Regions from separate parts of the Homo sapiens genome. Here regions 2 and 3 are each linked to region 1. The links are chromatin loops, found by intact Hi-C in ENCODE. Cell type or tissue: heart left ventricle. All regions are shown on one strand. Region 1 overlaps UTRN (utrophin). Region 2 overlaps UTRN (utrophin). Region 3 has its middle 44 kb from the start of TRQ-TTG4-1.

Evidence for each region. Hi-C counts contacts between places; a loop is a spot of excess contacts. Peaks named below come from ENCODE experiments on the same cell type or tissue, not always from the same donor. Only the 100,000 strongest peaks of a DNase experiment are listed, where the experiment ranks them.
Region 2: it touches region 1 in a loop (2.2-fold over the local background); 15 of 110 quality-filtered maps call a loop at or near these places.
Region 3: a loop joins it to region 1, with 4 times the contacts of the local background. A loop is called at or near these places in 12 of 110 quality-filtered maps.

Annotation. Positions count from the first base shown.
Region 1 is chr6:144,581,767-144,589,766 of GRCh38, reverse strand. The region is part of intron 51 of UTRN (utrophin); the gene reads right to left. Among named protein-coding and RNA genes, the nearest start is that of SNORA98, 180 kb to the right of the region's middle. In heart left ventricle, CTCF peaks have their summits at 4,365 and 7,764 (motif pointing left); a DNase peak (open chromatin) is centred at 6,576; H3K4me3 peaks cover 465 bases.
Region 2 is chr6:144,775,773-144,783,772 of GRCh38, reverse strand. It overlaps UTRN (utrophin), which reads right to left. Exons shown (of 75, transcript NM_007124.3): 61 at 1,650-1,851. Among named protein-coding and RNA genes, the nearest start is that of SNORA98, 370 kb to the right of the region's middle. In heart left ventricle, a CTCF peak has its summit at 4,439 (motif pointing right); no DNase peak of the experiment used is centred here.
Region 3 is chr6:145,134,592-145,142,591 of GRCh38, reverse strand. No RefSeq gene overlaps it. Among named protein-coding and RNA genes, the nearest start is that of TRQ-TTG4-1, 44 kb to the left of the region's middle. RefSeq lists an enhancer at 5,715-6,914. In heart left ventricle, a CTCF peak has its summit at 4,903 (motif pointing right); no DNase peak of the experiment used is centred here.

The DNA.
Region 1 (8,000 bases):
CCTCATTCTCCAGAATTCCATGTTTTAAAGGAACATGGAATGTTCTCATGCTCCAGCTCATGTTTTAAAGGAGACTGCAGGTGAAATTTCTTTAGACAAGGAAATGCATATGGAAATAATTCAGAACAAAACAATATCTATTACTTAGTTAATGTAATCTCTCTTTCTATATCTTCTATACTGAGTGACCCATTTTATCCCAATATAATTCCAAAAATTCTCTATCTAAAATTACAGGTAGAGAGACACTGGCTATTGAAGCAGAAAATCTATGTTGAACACAAGCTGCACCGCATACTAGCTGAGCAACTAACTACTGGCATGTTCCTTCACTTGCTGACTTGCAAAACAAATTTCTTTCCTATCTATCTCTTAAGGACACAAGATAATATAATATTGTTAATATTACATTTATTAATGATGTAATATATGAGAAAACACATTGTAAACTCTAAAATACTAAAAATGTAAGGAAACTGTACTAGCAGTATCAAGATATTTTCCCATCATAACAGCTAACAGTTATTCTATTGTTGTAGTCAGCCATTTTTCTCTCAATTCTGTTAAAATAAAAACAAAATAGTTGTCTATTGTGCAAACAGTTCAACATCTTCTTCCATTTGATGTTTTTCCAAAATTCTTGCTTAACTTTATGAAGCCATACTTTCACATAAGCCTATTATTTATTAAGCACTAAAAGGCACTGTCTGCTTTTATAAGTGAGCTTTGTTATAAATTAATCTTTTTAGAGTTCCACAGAACTGAACAAACTAGAAGATGAAAAATGAAAAGCAACCCTCTGATGCACTTCACATCCTTTCCAATTTCAATTATTTGGACTCATTTACCTCGCCCAGAAATGAATAAGCTTTGTGAAACTGAGAAAGCTACCAAGGCATAACATTTTCTACATTCTTTTATCTCTATGGTAGGAACTCTACTAATTACTTATTTTAGAGAACTAAAAATAAACTACCAAATATACTAAGAGAAGTTGGTAGTGATCACAGTTAAGAGTAAGAGGAAGGAGCTATGTCTGCACATTTAAAATCTAGCAGTACCTACAGCTAGGAAATTTCCACTTGAAATTTAATAAACTTTGCCTCTAGGAAAACACAAATCATCAACCCTTTAAGTTACAATTATCAAATAATACTCTACAAATAAAAGAGACCTTTTATCCGTATCCTTAATACTACTTCAACTCCATCTCAGAAGGACCTTCTATTTGTTCCGGATTTGTACTAGTATTACACTTCTAGACATACACCAATGATAATGATATCTTGGCTATAAAAGAATTTTAAAATGCTACCTTATAGAATGTATTAGTTATTCTTTAAGTGAGTGACAAAGCATTGCATCAGATCTAATTATACTGTTTTTAGCTAATTATATTGACTTTATCCAAGTCATTGATAGCATGAGTTTTCTGATTAAGAAAATGTTAGTTAATTGGATAACTTTTTAAAAACATAATTTTGACAACACATATCAACTTGGGGAACTACAGCAAAACAGAGGTCCAAGAGCTTTCTAAAATGGCACTTGTGCTCTTGGAAGCCACAGGAATCATGTCTGATAGTGGCAGGCAGGGGTGCAGGTGTTTTCTCCTTGATCCCGTCTCACTTTTGTCTGTAATCTTGACCTGACTAGGAAGTGCAGAAACAAACGCAGAGTAGAGAAAGTAGTCTGTGTGGGTATCCATACAGCTCCCAGGAAACACACCTACAGCATCCATAGAGAGGGTTAGATGGAGGCAAACCCATCTACATACGCCATTTTTCTCCATTAAACCTCAACCTTCACACAGTTTCTGTACTAATCTAACCAAGACTTTCTCATGAAGCCAAGAAGAGACAACTCATATGATCAAGTGGGAATTCTAACTTGCAGACTAGAGGGTCATGACTCTGAGCTCCATGGTTCAAACAATCTATGTATGAGTTGGTTATTGAGAGAAACTGAGGGAATCCAAGAGTTGACCTTAAAATACACACATCTCAACAATCAGATCATGTTAAAGTAAATCTCCATTGCCCTGGATCACTTCAGGATTTAATTGTCCAAGGAGAGCAGGGTTCTCCTGTGAAAAAAAGGTGGGGAAATGTTTGAGAGTAAAAAATACAAAATTCAACCGGTCGAAAATACACCACTCCATTCAGTGTCTTCTAAAAAACCACATACTCAACCTTAACTACCTCTAAATACAGGGAGCTGTACATGTAGATGAAAAATAATATGTGACCTTACTTCATCAGTGAACATAAAAACCTGCTGAGAGATTAATGTGCCTTCATGTTCATTATCTATTTACTCATTAGCACTACAAGCAACTACATAGTTCTGTGTTGTCCACGTCCACACATGAAAACACACACACACAGCCACAAAGCAAGCCTTTTGTAGACATCACTGGTCAATCGTGACTTCCCAGGTGGAATCTTCTGGTCTCTTCTATTTTTCACAGAATATTCAGAAGTAGTTGCTTTAATACCACAGAAGACACAGTATTCCGGGGAAGACTTTGAGATCAGCACCACACTGAAAGCTCAAGCCCCCTAGAAGGCCAGGCTAAGAATAGCCATAGTTTCACTCTGTATGTAAATGACTAGTCACCAAAATCGTGTTGTGTATACCACATAGAGAAAAAGAATCAACTGTGGTACAAAAAGGCAACAGTAGAAAGTAAGAACAAAATTATACACTACTAATATTTAATACATGATTTCACCATGGCATATATGTATAATTTTTAAATGAATACACATCTATATACAGCTAGATGTTTAAAAGATTTTTGCTGAAGAAATATGATCAGAATAGTTTGGGGGGTGACTAAAACCACTTAAACTAAAATGATTTACATATACATTCAAGCAAATAGAAGTTATATCACTTAAATCAACATTTTCTAAAATGCTTGAGTCACGAAGGAGTCAATTTACAGCACTAAATATTTTTAAATTTTTCTCATTTTTCTATAATGTTCATATCCCAATCTACTTTACAGGAAACTGCTTTTTACCATGCCCTCAATTGCTAAATATTTTACAGAAATTGGCACTAAGAAAAAAATAAGGAGGACTTACAAAAATCTCTTCTGATTTAACATTAACACAAATAACCCAGTTCTAATCTAAAGACTTCATGATATAAAACACCCCAAAGTAATCACGTAACAATAAAAACAAATTAAATTCAATATTATTTTTCAAATCATTTACATCAGCTTTTTTTCTACTGTGCTCTACTAAAAGAAAAATTATTTTATAGGCATGAAAATTTTAAAGAAACTAAGCAAACAAAACCATATCTGAGAAAATTAGCATCCAGTGTAGGGTGATTTTAGGTCATCAGGGCAATTTCAATGCTGCTAATTATATCTCCAAGTAAGCAGCACTTACGTTTTTGCTTCCTGCTCAAATTTTATTGGATGTATAACCGAGAAGAAATATTTTTAAAGGCAAAAAATACACGTGAATGTGTAAATAGATTGTGGGAGGGGAGTATATTTTAACTCTGAGAGCTGTGACATGCCTTTTTTCATTCCTCCCTTCTCTTTGAAACATACAAGAAAACCCACAAAATGAGAATATTCTACACAAGTATCTACTCGTGTAACACACACACTATCTTCTGACAAACAAGAGAAGTATGAAAATAAGCAGAAAAGACGAGCTGCCACAGAGGGAAAAGTCTAACAAAAGACTAAACAAATAATACATAAAAAGAATGATCCTCAAGAGGAATTTAAAAGAAGATAAAAATATTCAGACACTGAATTTCAAAATGCCAATATGAATTTTAAATAGTCAAATTTCCCTCAGATTATGCCACATTTTATTCTCATTCATTTTGGTCTCTACATGTATTTACAATAGACTGTTTCTGTATTTTTATGGAGATACACAAACTTAAAGCATTTTTTTCTAAGAAACTAAATTTAGAGAATGTGGGAGGAATAAGGAGAAAGTCAAGACAGCATTTACAATTTAATGGGAAGGGAATTTACAGTGTCTTAAAGCAAATAAATGTCAAACCCATTTAAACTTTTAGGTATGACACATGGACTATTGATAATTAAAATACAATTAAGTATTTTTGGTTGGTATAGCTACCTCTATCAATATTTGAGATGGCAACTGTTAATATTTAAGTCTACAACTAAATTTTCATTTCATTACATTAATATAGCTCAATAACTTAGATCAGTTTTCAAAATATAACCACACAAATAAAATTTATCTGTTACTAGTTTATTTATTTCATAGTAATTGTGCCGCTTCCTAATCTGGATTTCCAGTTCTTTAGGCAAAATCTCCTATGTCACTGCCTTATACTGACACCTGCTGCAATGTACTGGAATTGTACATTTCTCATTGCGTTAATCAGGCAGTTGTTAATTTTGCATATGGGAAAGAATACGTGGAAGATAGTATTTCAACAGCAAATAATGTAAATTTTAATTCTCTAAATGAAATAAGTAACATTTATTCTAAACATTTAAATTTTCATGGTATCTTTAGGAAATTATAAATCAAGAAGTCTTCCCAAAAAGCACTTCTGATGGTAATTTATCCAATGACTTCAGTGACTTAACTTGTGCCTATTTGCGGTAGAATTAGCAAACTAATTAGCAACTTTCTCCAATACTTGACTTCTGCTGTTTCATCTTTTGCACTAACTTAATACCTTCGACTTTAGAAAAATATTTGGTTTTGTGAAAGTACACACACAAACGGATCAGGAAAATGACCCTGCTCTTAAAAAAAAGAAAGCTTTATACATTCATACTGGTAGTTAAAAAAATTAAATAGCATGAATTAGTGAATGAGCTTTTCTTATCTATTATCAAAATTGCCTTTTCATGAAAAACATAAATGTTTTACCAGAATAAACTTATCCACTGAAGTAGAGCAAAACACAACACATTGAAATAACTAGGTTTACAAATCTTTGTAACTGAATTAATTAAGCTCCATTAAGTTTTAATTAACTTCTTATGCAAATAAAACTCTTGTAAGTATTTCTGAAAAGAATACCCCACTACCTGAATCTGTCTCCCAAAACTTCCGGAAAAAAAAAAAGTTTCCAGACAGCAATATATCTAATTGGCCAAATTGTAAGAAATTACAGTGTGATATAATAAAGTTAATGGAATACTGCTTCCCACCTCAATCTGCTGCCATATAAGCATCATCTAGATGCCTGGACATGCCATACTGTATATCATCAGAAAAATAATATTTTCTTAGAGGCAGTTGTTTTGATCACAAATGAGTTTGGGCAGCTAACAGAGCAACAAGATACATTCTTGAGAACGGTACTAAAAATATGATAGGAAGGAGGAATATAGTACTGCGGTAGTGTAAAAATTGCTATTATAACTCTCTCCTTTTATATCAAAACACTCTAATTTTGACAAAAGTAATGACATAGTATCAACATAGTTTGAATAAAACAAAACTATGATCAAACATATAACAGCTGACTTAAAAAAATACAGCAGCTGATTGAATGGTTTATGTTCGGGATGACGTAGTATTAGAAATTTGCAACTGTCAAACAAGTTGTCTCCAGTAAGTCTACTTAATTCATCCATCCAAGTGAAATTAAATTCTTCAAGTGTAACTATAATATATGGAGATTTAAGAATATAGGGGATGTTTTATGATGAAATTCAGTCTGATCATTTTTTTAAAATGTCTTTTAATTGTTTTAATTGAAAAAGCAATTAGCTATAAAACAATGGAACATTTTTTAAAAATCTACTGAAAGATTATTTGGCACTCTTCTTTTAATTTTACTAAAATTTACATAAGATTAATGTGCCATTCACTATTAAGATACTGCAAAGTACCAGAGAGGTAACAGGTCTTAATGAATGTAGTAGTTTTGCATCATATTTTCTCCAAACATTTCACTAGCCCATCTCAGAAGACAAGATTGTGTCAATTGCAAAAGAAACTATGTACTAAAACTAAAACCTGTTTTAGATTTTTAAACAAAATGTAATTATGCAATTCACTTTAACAGCTTTCACAATCAGTTACTAAGAAAGGGAATCTTTCCTTGATAAGAACCTGAAAGATTAGTTTTTAGAGCCTGAGAAACAGTAGAACTGTCAGACACCCGAGATCCTTATTTTCAATCACTCAGTTACCTTACAGAGCTTCTGATACCGAGGAGAAGAAACTGCCATCCTTTGTAAGCGATGCAACAAAACCACAACTTTCTGCAGAGACGTTCTCACCACAGCCATCATTTTAAGTTTACCACACTTCTGGAGACACCTCAGAATTTGCATTATAAATGAAGAGCAACGATCATTTCCTCCCGGTCACTGGACAATGATTTGTCAGTTCTCTGAGCATGCTCGTTTCCAGGAAAGCATTTGAAAGATACAGGGGGTTAGGTTCTAGGAAAAAGGAGGCTGGTATTCCTTCAACTTCTCAATTTAAAAAACACAGACAAACGCCACAGAGAAAGCCCCCCAGCAGATGCTCACAGGCAGCACTTGCTCAGCCCGGCATGGCCAGAAATGAAGGAAGTTGTCGAGCAGCCAAGCGCTGCCGGCTGCGGGAGAGGAGTGCGCTCAGTAGCCAAAGAGGATATTAAGTGAAACATTAAAGCTGCAGATAGAAAGCGGACATCCCCTGGGAACAGGGATTCAACATATCACTGCCACCACCACGGTGCATGCCCTGTAGCTGGTTTCTATTAAGAGAGAACAGAGCATTCACCGTCTCTAAAGAGGGATATGTTCACTACCCAATAAATGCAGCTCTAGCTGTGCTCTGTGAATTAGTGAACAGGAGACCCTGTTATAAATCTTGAGAAGAGCAGAAGGGTACACCTGACTCTGATGACAACAGCCCATACATTAAGTGCTAAAAAATCACCCCCAGACAGATCTCAGCCCAAAATCACCTAAAACAAAACAAAACAACAAAAATAAAGCAAAACAAAAAATACTTGCAGGGGTTATATGACTAAGACACCCTAAAAGCAGAGCGATCCAGTGGATTCTCATCTGCCTGCCTAGAAGGAAAGCCATTAGAAATGGAATAGGTTAGGATTTGTCTAATTAAACAGCTAAGTGAATAAAAAATTAAAAGTCTGTAATTGACTACTGAACATTCCAAATTGCCACATTTCCCCTTAGACAGCATCTTCATGATCTCATTGTATTTGCCATAAAGCTGTTTTAATTTTATGAATAGGAAATATGAGGCCATAATTATATCATATAAAAATCCAGTACATAATTTTGGGGTTCTATGTGTATATATATACACACACTTGAGACATATTCTCTACTGCAGCCTGAACATCATTGCAAATATCAACTGGGGTAAAGTACTATCAGGAGATGTGCAAAATAACCCTGGATGATTAAATGACTGGGTCAAAGAGCACAGCCAGAAATAGAACCCAGATGTTGCTCATTATCAGTGTCCTGCTCAAACTGGTAACCGGGCTAATGCTGCAATTTCACCTCTGTCTAATGTTGTCATGATTCTTTAAAAGAAATGCAGTATTTTCAAGTATTTGTTTTTCCTCCTTTACTTCATTTGCCTTTCTTAGTCCTTCATGTTACAACGATTTAAAGTCCTATATTGTGTCTTACAGAACGGTGTTTATCAAGCAGTGCTTTGCCGACTTTATTGGGTCTTATAGAACTGTGTTCATCAGGCAGTGTTCTGTGGACTTCTGCCTGTATCTTTTTTCCCTGCAGGTCCATACTGAGAATCTACACTGCCTCCCTCTGGTGAGGCTAACAATGTCACCATATCTGTGTAAAGCCAAAAGTGGAGAACATATTCAAAGGATAGAGTATAAAATGTTAAGGTATTTGGCAAATAGATAGAAATAGATTAGTGATTGTTCAGAGGGGAGGGAATTGGCGGGGAGGAATGGGAAATTGCTAGTAAAGGGAAGGGGTTTCTTTCTGAGGTAATGAAAATGTTCTAACTTGATTGTGGTGATGGTCGTAC
Region 2 (8,000 bases), 190 kb before region 1:
CACTAAAAGATAAAATACTTCTCTAATTAAAAAAAATCGAGAGAGGAGGACAGGGAAAGTTTCATTAATTGGTACAAAAGTACATATAGGTAGGGGGAATAAGTTCTAGTGTTCTATAGCACTGTAGGGTGAATATAGTAAACAATAATTTATTTCACAGGTTCAAAAGATAGAACAGAGGATTCTGAATGTTTCCAACATAAAGAAGTAATAAATATTTCAGGTGATGGATATTTTAACTTCCCTGATTTGATCTTTACAAACTGTATACATGTATTGAAATATCACTGTGTACCTCATAAATATGTACAGTTATTACATGTAAACTAAAAGGAATAGAAAAAAAATCCAGATTTTTAGTCAGCTCATTGCTAAAGCTACTGTCATCATTATTTACTTCCTATACAGAACCAATCAGCTCCTGAATGTGTGCATTTATGAATGATCATCTATCTTATTTATCTCTAAATCAAAGGTTGGTAAATAGAAGTTTTCATGTAGCTAATTAATAGATAATAACTTTTTGGGCATGAGAGGCAAAACAACAGTTCTAGTTTTCTTTTCTTTTTTTTTTTTTGAGACAGAGTCTTGCACTGTCACCCAGACTGGAGTGGAGTGGCACGATCTCAGCTCACTGCAACCTTTGCCTCCTGAGTTCAAGAGATTCTCCTGCCTCAGCCTCCCAAGTAGCTGAGATTACAGGCACCTGCCACGATGCCTGGCTAATTTTTGTATTTTTAGTAGAGACAGGGTTTCACCACGTTGGTCAGGCTGGTCTCGAACTCCTAACCTCAGGTGATCCACCCACCTCGGCCACCCAAAGTGCTGGGATTACAGGCGGGAGCCACCGTGCCCAGCCCAGTTCTAGTTTTCTTATTTCATCTTTGCATACTTTAACCTCCCACCAGAACAATGAGTAATTCCTAATGTTTCAGAAATGTCAGCCCACAGCAGGTCTTTCTAGAACTGACTATTTCACAAATGTACTGTCGTATTCAAAAGGGCCAAATTAATGGCAAATGAGTTATGCTGGGAGTTGAGAGTGTGCTTTATGAACAGTGAGTACCTAATTAAATGACAGATATTAAAGTGTCCTGTAGCATAAATTATTTAAAACACCATATATATATATATTATATATATATACACACACACATAACCACTATGCAAATAAAGCAAATATTAAAAGACTACCTCGTTCATGGCCATTCAAATCACTCTTCAGTTGGATTACAAAGATTGTAGAGCAGATTATTATGAGCTAATAAATTACTGTAATTCATAACAATAAACAGAAGATTTTTTATTTTGAAAAAAGAAATACTGTGAGACATTATGAAACAAGAAGAAAGTAGGACTTAGCTATATTGTTTCCCCTAGCATTTTGGCAAAGAATACTATAAATTTGACAGTCTTTGTAAATTGAAGCAACATTTTAAAATGAAAGATGTACATTCTTTTCTGTTCTATTGTTTGTTAAGAAGCTCAATGATTTGTAAAATCATTCAGTTTCAACAACAAACATAAATATTTCCACTGGGAAAGTAATTTGAAAGCACTTATTAAAAAATTCACTTAAAAATCAGACATTTTCTATTAACATATTTCATTCAGTGATCGTATTTTAATGAGAAAAAATATAAACTTACGTGTCATAGACATTGAGCAACCAATTGAGACACATATCAACACAGAGTGGAACGTTGACCAGGTCCTTATGCATTTGCTCAAGTCCATCATAAGTTGTTGTCAGACAGTTGATGACATCTGGAACACTGAGGAGCTGGTCATTTTGGTTCAACTTGTGCTGTTTGAAAATTTCATTTGTTGTACTCAACTCTAAGAGATCCACTAACCAGGAGAGAAGAAGGAATGTTTACAGTCATTACATTACATTACATTACATAACAACATCACAACAAAGGCATTTCTAGTCTCAAGTATTTAGCTTGATTCTTCAATTTAAGAATCTATCCTTTTTAGCTAAATTTCAGCTTTTAAAGAAACAAACACATTTCTATTCTTACATTTTACCACACTTTCATACTTTTGAATCTGAACTCTGTTGCTTCCCAATCTTATCTCATTTTTTGCTCTTTGGAATATTAATTATTCCTACTTTCTTTTTCTGGCTTTCCCTTTGCCAGGCTCTTTTTGCTTTTAAATGTAGCAAGGCATAAATCTCTCAATCTACTCCAAATGGCAGCGCATCTCAAATATTACACTGCTCTCCTCATCTTAACTCCTGCAAGCAGCCTGTGCACTGCTCTCTTCATTCTTTGTATCACAGCCAAACTAATTGTTCTTAAACAGTCTTTTATCATGTACATCATTACATACAAAATTTACTGAAGATGCTCCATATTAAAAAACAGGTTTTATAGAAAAATAACAGCTCTCCACTGCCTGCTGAATCAAGCCCGATCTATAAGATTGTCACAAACTGGCCCTAACCTGGTTTACTTCCGATGATGCTCTGACACAGAGGTGACCTGTAGCTAAGAAGAAGTACTAGAGCAGTCAGTACTCTAGACACAGAGGTGACCTGTAGCTAAGAAGAAGTACTAGACAGCCCCCACATCCATTGGTCTTCACAAATTTGTTCCCATCCTTACTCTTCATGTGTACAACATCTATGGTAGGCATGGCTGGGGCTAGAGCCAGGAGGGTGTGCACAGGAGGTGAAGGCAGAGCCCCTGCTCTCAAAGACATACTGATGGCTTTACTAAAAGGAGGAGTAAACATGCCCTATGAGAGGAATACGCAAATTTCTGCTAGAGCTACTACTTCTAGGAGAGGAAAGACAACTGGAAAAGGCTCCCTGGAGAGGTGCGATTTGAAATGGGCTTTGAAAAATGGATAAAATACAAGAGATCCACATGAAGTGAGGAAAGAATTCCAGGTTTAGAGAAGTACTTGAGAAAAGGCAAGAATTCACTCAAGCCCAGAGGCTCTAAGGAATGGTGGACTGCAGTGTGGGTGATGCGTGACTTACACACGAGTGGTGTTTGCCGGCAGTGAAACAGACAGGAGAAATGCATGGTCCAGGCACACACTGCCCAAGGGGAGGCCCGCAAAGGCCCGAAGGAGGAGTTTAGATGAAAACGACAAATTTTTTTTTAATTTAATCAATTTTAAGTCTTTCATTCACTAACTGAAAACAAAGAGACAAAGCAGATTATCAAACTACCATGTATCTATCTATACATTTATTGAGTGTGGAGATGACTCTTCTAAATCTAAACATCTGAGTAAGGAAAATTAGAGTCCACATTAATTTAAGGTCTGCTCATAGACATCAGTTTTTATAAAATTCTTTCTCTGTCTCTGTATTTAACCTTTTAGCATAAAAAAATTAGACTAGAAGAACTCTAATCTTATTTTTTCTTATTTTTTAACTTTTTGGCATTAAAAAAATAAGAGGCAAAGAGAAAATAGTTGGTTATATATACACATATGTTATATATTTAACTTTTAGCATGAAAAATAAGAGGCAAAGAGAAAAAATAAGGTTATATACATATAAAACCAACTTCTTTCTCTTCGCCTGATGCAAAAACTGTTCTCTCAAAAAATATGACATATTTTGACAGTTAACTAAAATGAACAAATAGCTTCCTTTGTATTTATCCATTTGTAACCACTGAATAACTAATAATTTTGAATTTTTAAAGACATGTATGAAATGTGTCCATGCTAGCTGTCTGAGTAACACAGAATTATTTATTTTTTAAGTTATCTACAAATTAAAAGAACTGCTTTAAACCCATACAGAGTAAAATGATTTCAAAAACAACTCAACAGGGAAGACTTTTTTTTTTTTTAAAGAGATAAACATAAAACATACAAGTCTGGATAACGAACCAATCCATTTCCTTCAGATGCCAAATGTATCATTGGTAAACTTAAGCTAATAACAAAAATAAGTCAAATAAGCTTCATATGAGTTAGAGAAGGTGTCAGAAAAAAACTAAGAACCATCTGGAATTTTCACTGTAATTCTTACCTCATTTCTTTGCCCTGTACAGTTGACGCTTGAACAGCGCCAGTTTGAACTGTGAGGGTCCACCTACACGTGGAGTTTTTTCAATTAAAGTTAAGCACTGAACGTGCCTGCCTCTCTTTTCTCCTCTACCCTTTCTGCCTCTGTTACCCCTGAGACAGCAACACCAACTGCTCCTCTTCTTCCTCCCCCTCAGATTAATCAACATGAAGTCAACAAGGATGAAGACCCTTTATGATGATCACTTCCAATTAGTGAATATTAAATATATTTTGTCTTTTACTATTTTCTTAAAATTTTCTTTTCTCTAGCTTACTTTGTTGTAGAATAAGAGTATATATTACATAGCATATCAAATATGTGTTAATTGACTGTTAACATGTTAAGTTTTGGGTGTCAAGGGTCAACTGTACACAGTTTTCAATTGTAAACCTCTAGAGGGCAGAAGCAAAGTGCCTGACAAAGGAAAGTGTTTAATAAAGGGCAGTAGCTAGGGAACTACAGCTCCCCACAGACACCAAGGAACATATTCAAATATGGCCAAAAGGCTGTAAGTTTTCTGAATTCCAACATTAATTATGCCAGTAACACAGCACTGCTATTGGATCCCCACATGGCATCAGGTGACAACAGACCAAATTCCAAAAAGCCCATTTCCTGCATCAGGCTGTCCTTGCATTTCTTTCTGAAGTCTCCCTGGTTATACACTCTGTAGCTGTGACACTAATTTGCCACATCCCACAGACTATCATGTCTTCAATTTTTAGTGATTTACTCTGACACTTTGTCTTAGTGCCTAAGTCAAGCGTAAATCTTCCTGAAGTGTGTCACATTTAGGTACCTTTAAAGAACTGACTACATTTAAATCACAGAAAATTATGATTAAGATTTTCTCATTTCAAAGGGAGACAAATGACAGCTCAGTCATGTGGTAAATGAAACAAACAGCATAATCATTTTCTATCCAACTTTCTGACTTTTTCTTTAATCCCACATACAAGGCACAGGGGATGGAATAGAAATGCATCATCATTCTCCTGTTCTGCAAAACAATGAACACTGTTAAGCATCCAATCTTGGGCTTCAGTGACACTTCTCCAGGTGTCAAGCTATGTGGCCATTCTTTATTTTTTTATTTTATTATTATTATTATTATTATTATTAGCATTTCCCCTATCTTCTCTTCCCCAGAAATATAGGCAGAGCTCAAGGTTTCACATCTGGCATTTCATTCTGTGAGCCTGAGGCCCTCACTCACTCCTCTTACTTCTATTATTGCTTCTCTTTGGATGGCTCCAGATTCTCTTTTCTCCTGCTGATCTCCTGCCTCAACACTTGACCCATGTCCCATTGCTCTGATCCCTACAAGAGCTATATAATTCTCTTTCAGGAACCTCTCCCCATAAAGGCCTGGCCTTCTTGTCATGATGAAATCCAGTCTGCAAACCGTGAAATATCCTAACATCCTTCCTTCTTCTACCTGCCACAATTTACCAACTACCCAATACCCCGAGTCATCAGTTCTTCCTCAGGCAGCCTTAAAAATCCAGACCCTGATCTCCCCTCCTACAACTCCCAGCCAGCTCAGCTTTGATCATCCTTCACCTGAACTATTTACCCATTCTCTGTTCTCTGCCCTTTGGTCTTTCTTAGATATTCCCTAAAGCATACTTCCACTTCTGGCCCTATCTCTAAACTCCCACAATACAGAAAATGCCTCATGGCTCCCCATTCTATAACGAAAAATATCCAAACATGAAATACAACACAATAAGAACTTGAGGAAAAAAACCGAAAGGAATTTCAGGAAAAATATGACGTTCAAATTGACCTAAATTAACTTTAAGGAAATTTCTGGATATTGGACAAAATAGCTAAGCTATTCCATTCAGACTCTATAACTTAATGTTCCTTGAACACCATCTACACCTTAATTCTCACACAGATAACTCCTTCCCTTCTTATCCCCAATTAACTGCCCCATGCCTAAATCCCAGGTGCCTTTTATAGCCTGGCTCATATGCCCACTAATCAAGGAAGCCTGCCTTCTTCTTCATAATGAGAGGACTCTCCCCCTCCTCGGAACATACTTCCCTTTTGCTTTTCTGCTATTACCTATCACATAAAGTTTCAAAATCAAAATACAAAGGAAAACAGAAAATACATATGTGTGGTCTAAAAGAAAATAATAGAACAAATACCCATTAGTCCATCACACAGCTGAAAAAAACAGAATGTTACCACTATCTTGGAAGCTCCTTGAATCCTGCCTAATTACATCCTCTTACAATTATGGGGTAACCATTAACCTTTGTATTTCACTTTCAGTTTTTAAAAGTGTATATAGCATTAGTTTTGCATGGGTTTGAACTACATATAAATGGAACAGAGTGGTACACATTTTTTTTCTGCCATTTAATTTTTTCATTTAATTTTATAGTTCTAAGATTAAATCATGTTGATGCTGATTACTAGCTCATTGATTTTTGTTGCTGTATTATATTTATAAATATGCCAAAACTGAATGAGTTTTACTATGAAAAGTACTGCTATAAATCTCCTTGGACACATCTTCTGGAGTACTGCTATATAACCTTCAAACTCAAATCATTCACTCAGTGTGTCCTAAGCAACCCCTGCTCTGTGCCAGAAATTGTATGAGGTCCTAAGTAGAGACGAACACAGACTCATCCATCCCATGATGGAGAAGCAAACAATAACTAATAAACAGAATATTAAAAATTACCATTGACACTCTGCCTTAGTGCCTAAACCAAGCACCAGAAGTGTCATGTAAGGAAAAGAACAGTTCTATGAGGAGCCATAGAAAACCTCATTAAAAGAGAGGTGATCGACAACATTGAGACCTACAGGAATGAGTGTCCCAGCCAAGGGAAGAACAGAAGGATTAAGTTGGTGCAAAAGTAATTGAGGTTTTTGCCATTACTTTTAATGAAATACCCTAACTTACTTTTAACGGCAAAAACTGCAATTATTTTTGCATCAACCTATACAAAGAGCTAAGACAAGTGCTTTTTAGGCAGGAGGAATGGAATACAGAGTTTGCCATTTCTATCACTAAGTGGATGATGAAATGGTGATGCCCCGGTGGAGCAGAGGGAAGGAGGTGGACAGAGAGGTGAGCCAGGCAAAGACCATTCCATTCTGAGGGCAGCAGGAATCTTTTGTAAGCAGGGCATTGGGTCCATGTGCAACGTTCTCGAAATATGAGTTCCTTCAGTGTGAGAATCAAGTCTCTTTATAGTGTTTTATCTCCTGCACAATCTTGGAGCCCAACAAATGAATGAACAATGACACTGCCCTCTGCCTTATGCTGGGTGGAGATTTGCACATAATGAGAGACAGCCATGACCTAAAGTAGTTCACAGTGGAGATGGGGCAATCCACCAAACATTATTCGAGCACACAAAGGCAAGCACTTGTCACTAAGGTGAGAGAACCTGCTATTACAGGCAATCATAAACTACTGGGAAAAAATGTGGAGACGGGTAGGATTAGCTTGTAAATGTTTCCAAAAGAGGTAAATCTTTAACAGTATTTGGGAGGAAAAAAGGGTTACAAGCCAGTGCAGAGAAAGGGTCAGGGTATTTCTAGTAAACTGAAAGGAAGGGAGAGGAAGAAGCAGATTAATAATAAACTGATGAGCTCCAGGAGTGGCCCAGAGGCCTTGGCTGGAGGGCAGTGGGAGAAGGCTGTAGGAAAAGTGAAGGTCAGTTGGCTCTGAAAAAAGCACCTCATATACTTGAAATCCAATACAATCTAGCCCTTTTCTAACTGTCATTTAGTTGTTTAATTGTCATTACCAATCTCGTTTAGTTTAGAAGTTGGAGAAGCGTCCCTTCTGTTCCTCTCAGGTTTGAGGGGAAGAGCTGAGGAGGGGGTTTTTTTCTTCAGGAATCCAAAGAACCAAGAGAAGAAAACACCAAATGTGTTAATATGCTTATCCACCCATAAGTGTTGTCGAAAACTGGGACCA
Region 3 (8,000 bases), 550 kb before region 1:
CTACTCTACTAAATGAATTCTTACTCTGTACTATATTTTCTTTTCGGCTGATATTTCCTCCAATAGATCGTGAGTTCTCCCAGGGCAGGGTCTTTGCATTTAAAGAGCCCAGAACAGAATCTAGCTCATATTAGGCTTTCAATACAAATTTGTTGAAAAAAATCAAATGTTTTACCAATATTTTAATTACTATCCCTTTACTAATTTTACAAAAAAAAAAAAAAAAAAAAAAAAACAACCAAAAACAAGAGGAAGAAAACTCACTTCTGCCTCTCATCAGATTTCTAAATAGCTAAGCTGACTAATTCTACATTTGGCTGTTTACACTAAATTGATGAATCCCATTCATACAAAGAGGTAAAACAAGATATTCATGCTTGGTCTAAAATACTCCACTTAATCAATGTAAAGGAGTGGTCACCTGGCCATGTCCAGCCTGAAAGAAAATTCATTTATTGTTATTTTAGTCAAGTTCAAAGCCCTAGGATTCAAGACTCTCTGTATTCTGTCAGCAGAGGTAATTGCCCACTAAAGCCAGCATTCCTACTGAGCTGCCTTTAGTGATGCCAACAGTGAAACTGGGGGAGTCAGCGCTTCCCAACTGAACTAGTTCAGAGAACTTAGGTAAAAAATTAATTTAGAGAATCCTCAGTGAGCTGAAATAAACCAGGCAGAGTTAGGAGATCTATCCCTTTGGCAAGGAAGCAAAGAGCCTCTGCCTTTTCACCTAGGTCCAAGCTTCCACACCAAATAGAATCCCTGTATAAAAAATCAAATTTTGACCTAATGCATCAAATATTCCAGTAACACTAGAGCTGATTATCACCTAGCAACAGTGTGCACTGCAAAATAAATTACCAAACAGGCTGTTCTTGGGGATCCATTCCCTACTTACAATGCCAAATAGCATATTTAAATGTATTTAAATAAAGCTCATTCTAGAATGAATTTAAGTACTGTACAAAAAGGCTATTTCTGTGATGACTGGCAGATGGACAGTTGTAACAATGCTTTACAAATTTGTTTCCTTGCCCATAAAAATTTTGTTCAATGACACTTTCTGATGAACCATTATCATAACTACTTCCTGACTATGTCAGAATTGGTCTCTGTAACGAAGACAATGTTTTCTTTCCTTCTCCTGATTTTATTTATTGCAAATGACATATTGTCACAATGGAAAGAACACTATCCAATTTCCCTTTAGGAAGAAAGAAAAAGAGTCCTTGTGGCAAGTTTACATCAAGGTTTTCAAAAGGTCATGGTGTGCATTTTGTGGATAACCTAAAGAATCAATTGTTAGAAGGTAGAGGAGAAGTGATTAATTACTTCTGTGGAAGGTGTGAAATTGAGACATGCCTCAGAGGAGGGCTATGAGAAAGTATCTTCCCTCCCACCACTTTGTAGAGTAAGTTGCATTAAAATATTTCCTGATAGGCAAGAAACGTTATGAAATATAAAACTAAACTTCTCAAATGTTCATGAAGTGAAGCAGGAACTTAGCATTTGTGAATGTTCATGCCCAGGAAAGGCAGTGTATCCTTCAAACAAACATTTATTGAGCATCTGCTGTGTGCTGAACATCTTAGTCCCCATGAACATATAACCTTGTGAGGAATATGCGAGCACATACTGACAATGAACTACACCATTGGCAATAAAAGAGGTACGTACGAGAGGCAATGGAATCACAGAGAAATTAACGCTTCAGGTTGTCCAAAGTAATTAGAAAAGATATTATTGGATTTTTGATTCAGTACTTCTTTTTTTTCTCTGAAACCCTGACAAACAGCTCGGACTCATATCTGTATAATCCTTGCCACCACCAAAATCATTTTGCTGTACCCTACATGCAGACCAATTCTGTGCTGAGTATCAGGGTAGATTCTCCTCCCACCTCTTCTTTTCCTTGGGCTCACCAGTCCTCATCATGGAGTGACTAGAGGCTTAACTCTCTGATTAACTTTAGGGCCTAAGATGAAGGGCCAAGGATGTCGCTAAGCTATTTTTAGTGTATGCCAGAGGCCAAGGCCATCAGCGCATCTTTGCCATTCGTTTATGGCCTAGCCCAGACCCTAGACATTTGAGATCAAACTATTTTATTTCTTCTTTCAAGAGATATTTATTGAGCTCTACCAGTGCTGGGCTGTATTCTAGGAGCTGAGGATAAAGTAGTAAAACTAACAGAGAAAGCCCTTGCCTTCCTAGGAAATTGAGGTGGAGATAGGTGAATTTATTTGCTGAAAGTCAGATTGATGTCACTGGCAGAATCAGCTTAGCCCCTCTACGTCTCTTAACTTACAGAAATCATAAAGGTATTTTTCTACTGTTATAGTTTTGCTACTTTCAAGTTGATCTTGAACACTCAGGATCCTGAAACTGTGTGTGTATGTATGTTTATGTATATTTGTATATGAAGGAGAGAGAGAGCACACAAGCACATGTGGTATACACCCAGCTTCATGGATCCTGCCAGGCTTATTCAATTCAGCCCACTGCTGATCATAATCTTATGTATGAGATAGTCCATGTCCTCAATAATGTTATTTAGGTAAATTTTAGATAGTACCTTTAAACACAGTAAGTCCTTACTAAATAGTTACAGAATAAATGAATGGACACATGAAATGTGAAATGCCTGGGTAACAATTTACCATGACTATACTAATTGTGCAGCATCATCCATTAAGACAAACAATTCACAAATGGTGAAGAACCCCAGAATGAGGATGATATGAGAAAGTGAACCCTCTAATTTGGAAATGTTCTATTTCCAAAACAGGCTCCCTTCTAGTTTTTCCACCAATTATTGAATTGGCTTGGCATAAATTGATATTGTTCCCAAACCCATTTTCAAATTTAGCTAGAGTTTCTGAAAGGCTGCCAACGCTCATTGTACACAGCAAGTGCACTCTCACCCCAAATGCCTGGACTGCTGCACAGCAGGAGACTCAATCACTTCAGCTGTTTAGCAATCAATGTGAATTACTCTCTGCCATCAGTGCTGATTGCGAAAGTGGCTGAAATGGCCGGGACTCACGCACACATATGCTCAGCCCAAATTTGCATATATTTTCCCTCTCAACGTGCCTCTCAAAGCTTCTTTGTTATTAATAATTAGTCTTTATTACAATCTGAGAGATTTCATGTGAAAAAATTTATTCCACTTGCTAAAATAAGTGCAATATTTTGAATTTCTAATATACTCTCCGTGGCATTTTTTTCCTCTCCTTGCCATGGTTCTGGGGCTAAATTATTTCTGTGATGTCTTATTTCTCTTGGGCCTCCTTTACTCATAAGCAGGCAAGCTTTAACTCAGACATCCACAGTGTATATTCAAGCCACAGTGAAAATTGTATCTAATTTATTCTCTGAAATGTAGAAAACAATATTGGGGAAGAAGCTAGAAATCAAAAGGTAATAAGGTTTGAAGAACAATTCTGCCACGGCTGTCAGAATGCTGATAAAAGGCAGACTCTCTTGATAATCAGCCCTTTTAAAGTCAGAAGAAGGAAGAAGACAAAGGCCTAGTCCTCTACTTTGCTTTCCCAGTGACTGAAAGGAAACTCTAACAAAGAGTCAGACTGAGGCTTCAGTGCTCAGGATGAAGGCCTGTGTCATTTGTGATAAATCTCATGCTTAAGTGTGAAGAATTGGCACCCTCTTGCAGATCAGAGCCAGAACCTCCACCATCCCACACCCTCTCAAGGATTTCCCTAATGACTGCAGGGCCTCATTGGAAGCAGGGGAAGAATGCTTTTGAAAAAATTTTCCTATGGTGAATAGTACTTGGAACAGCATTTGTACTTTTGATAAAACATTGCACTAAATAATCTTTATAAACCCAAGGAATGTCCATTTGTGCAGCAATCAGTAGTAAATTTTAATTTTATATTATTTAATTTTATTTGTTTTATGCTTAATGTTTTGAATTATATGTTTATTATATTTATTGTATGGTTATTAACAAATATATATGTATTTATTTTTTTTAATAGAGAAAAAGTATTGCTGTATTGGCCAGGCTGGTCTTGAACTCCTGGCCTTAAGAAATCCTCCTGTCTTGGCCTCCCAAAATGTGTTAATATATTTTTATATTAAAATATAAGAAATGCAATGGGGAAAGTGGATTATTTTACATTGGGTTCTCCATAGGCAGAGCCAGAGACAAGGATTTGAGTGGAAATAGTTTATTTGCAGGGTGATTCTAGGAATCACTGGCAAAGGAGTCAGAAAAGAAAACTAGGATAGGGAAGAAACCAATATGAATGGGTTAATGAGCAGGTACCACTATGGGCAGCCAGGGCTCTGACTCCTCTAAGACTCTTCGGAAAACATGGCTTAGAGTTCTTCTATCTAAAAGTCAAGGAAGTTGGGGTACTTACCCACCGACATCTATGTTATTATTGGCAGAGGGATGCTTCCAGGGATATTAGTACCAAGGAAATTTGGACCCGAATTTCATACAGGATGAGTACACTCCTGTAGCAGAAAGCAGAAAGTTAGAGGTGCCACAGTAAGAAGCTGTGTGTGTGCATAGAGACGTGAATACTAGGGAGAGATGGGCTGGGCATCAGTAGCATCTCCACAATAGGCTGGGTCCAACTCCTGGTTGGGGAATCATTTTCTGCAGGCCACTGATTGGATAGCACAGGAAAGGAAGAGTAAGAATTCCATCAAAGGATCAACGGGACTGCAAAATTGCAACCCTCTTGTCCTCTGTCTTCTACAGTTATTATAAAAAGTGTGTCCCAAAAAAGAAAGAAAATTATTGACAATTGCATGTAAATAAGAGAAATGCAAAAGCATTCTCCCAATATGTCCTGCAGACAACTTCCAGTTCTGCTGCCTTCCCAAGCAATTTGGTCCTAGCTCATAATGATAATGTATTGTTTTCTACCCTTTTACTTTTCAAAGTGTTCTCACTCTTATTAACTTATTTGACCTTGAGGGGGCAGTCTGGTCATTCTCATCTACACTTTCACAAGAGAGAGCTAAAAGCACATAAATATCAAATGAATTTCTCAATAGCGCCATGGTTAGAACTTCAGTCCCAATGAATATGTATGGAGCATTTATATTCCAGAAACTGTGCTTAATTTGGGGGACATGGAATTCAATAAAACATGGCCCTCATTGTTGAAGAAGTCACAGTCTACTGATGAAAACTGATGTATAAAAAATTTAATAATAATGTGGTATTCACAAAACAGATGTTTATGCTTATGTTTATTTAGTAAAATGCTGTGTGAATACTGAGTTAGCAGGTAAATCTTCCTGGAGGAGTTAGGCATGTGTTATCAGTCAAGATGGGGTAGATTGTGCTATGGCAACAAACCAGTCCAAACTCTTATGGCCTTAACAGAGCAGAGATTTATCTCTCACTTATACAAATTCTACTATAGTGTGGTCTGGTCACCCACCTGGGTAACTGTTCTCTATATGGTGACACACTGGTCCACGGCTGAGGGAAGATTTGCCACTCGGTAGCTCCATCATCTTGAACACATGGCCTCTTCAATTGATACTGCAAGGGAAAAGAACATATATAGAGTCATGCATGGGCTCTTATGTGTTTCCAAGCAGAAGGGAACAGTGAACTTCTCACACCGTATTGGCCAAGTCACATGGCCATACCTAAGTTTAAGGGAGTAGAGAAGTACAGTCTTTTATATGCCTGGAAAGGCAAAAGAATCAAAACTATTGGTAAGAAGCATAATCACTTTCTAAAGGAGATCATATTTTAAATAGACAAATAATAATTGGGGGAAAAGTACTTTTGGCAGACAAAGAAACCTGTGTAAAGGCACAAAGATATGACATGGCCTGATGTGTTCAGAGATTCAAAGTTCAGAAAATTTCAGGAACTTGAAGGCAGAAGGTAAGGCTGGTGAGGTTAACAAGAGCTAGATAATTAATGACTAAATTATTTTGGAATTTATCATCGTGAACCAGCAGCAGTTTAAAACCATACAAGACACATGACCAGCTGCCATTTTTTAAAGAAACGTCCCATGTTAATGAGAAATGACTATATTGTGGCACATCTCAGCTAACACACATTTCTAAGAGTATCTGAAAGCTACAGAAAAATCTAACAGAAGAAGTATTTGGGTGTGAGAGCAGCAGCAAGTGTCATGATAGATTCAGAGTGCTGGAATCTCTTATACTTACCCAATACTCATTCCCAAATGATGTCTTGAGCACATGGGTATCAAAGCATGCAAGTATCAATGAACATAAGCAAGATCCTCCCTTCATTTGTCATTGGAATGGCAGAAACTTAAGTGCTATCTTTCCCGTATATCCTTGTTTATGATATTCTTCTGGGAGTCTACAGTCTTTTCTTTCCTATCCCATGAGAAAGTACGAGGTTGTAGGTATTTTTCCTGTTGCCAGACTTAAATAGAGTAGACCAAACTTTTCATGTAAAAGATAGACTCAGGAGAGGGGTGGAGCAAGATGGCGGAATAGAAAGCTTTACTGACCGTCCCCCACTACAAGGACACAGACTTAACAACTATCTACACAAAAAAACAACTTCGTAAGAACCAAAAATCAGGTGAGCACTCATAGTACTTGGTTTTAACTTCATATCACTGAGAAAGGCACTGAAGAGGTAGGAAAAACAGACTTGAATCAGTAATGTCACCCCTCCCCCAACATCCGGCAGCGAGTGTCATGGTGCAGAGAGCAATTCTCCGTGTGGGGAGAGGGAGAGCACAGCAATTATGAGGCACTGAGCTCAATGCTGACCCATTATAGCAGAAAGAAAAACCAAACCAAATTCAACTGATGCCCGCCCATAGAGTGAGCATTTAAACAAGCCCTAACCAGAAGAGAATTTCCAATCCCAGCAGCGAGAACTTGATTTCCCACAAGTCTCATCACCATAGGCTAAATGCTCTGGGGCCCCAAATAAACCTCAATGCTGAGCTAGCCTCACGTCTGACCCCTAGGGTGGTGGCCACAGGGCTGCTTGTGTTACTCCACTCACAGTTCCAGGTGGTTCAGAAGAGAGAGAGAGAGAGACTCCATTTATTTGGGAAAAAGGAAGGGAAAAGAACAAGCACCTCTGCCTGGTAATCCAGAGATTCTTCTGAATCTTACCCAGGTCATCAAGGTGGTACCTGTATGAGTCTGTAAGAACCACAGTGTTAATAGGCTTGGGGTCCCCACTAAAGCAGATACAGCTTAGATCACAAGACCCAAGTCCTTTCAAATATCAGTAAACCCTTCTGAAGAAGGATGGGTACAAACAAGCCCAGACTGTGAAGACTACAATAAATACCTAACTCTTCAATACCCATACATAGATGAATGACTACAAGTATCAAGATGTTCCAAGAAAACACTACCTCGCCAAATGAACTACATAAGGCACAATGGACCAATCCTGGAGAAACAGATATGTGAACTTTCAGATAGAGAATTCAAAATAGATGTTTTGAGGAAACACAAAGAAATTCAAGATAACACAGAGAAGGAAATCAGAATTCTATTAGATAAATTTAACAAAGAGATTGAAATAATTAAAAAGAATCAAATAGAAATTCTAGAGATGAAAAATGCAATTGGCATGCTGAAGAATGCATTAGACTCTTTAATAGCAGAATTAATTAATGAGAAGAAAGAATTAGTGAGCTTAAAAAAAGACTATTTAAAAATACACAGTCAGAGAAGATAAAAGAAAAAAGGATCAGAAACAATGGAGCACACTTAAAGGATCTAGAACATAGCCTCAAAAGGGAAAATCTAAGAGTTATTGAACTTTAAGAGGAGGTAGAGAAACAGATTGGGGTAGAAAGTTTATTCAAAGTTTATTCAAAGGAAAATTTGATTATTCAAAGGAAAAATAACAAAATAACAACTTTTCAAACCTGAGGAAGATATTAACATCTAAGTACAAGAAGGTTATAGAACACCAAGCCAACTTAACCCCCAAAAAACTACCTCAAGGCATTTAATAATCAAACTTCCAAAGGTGAAGGATAAAGAAA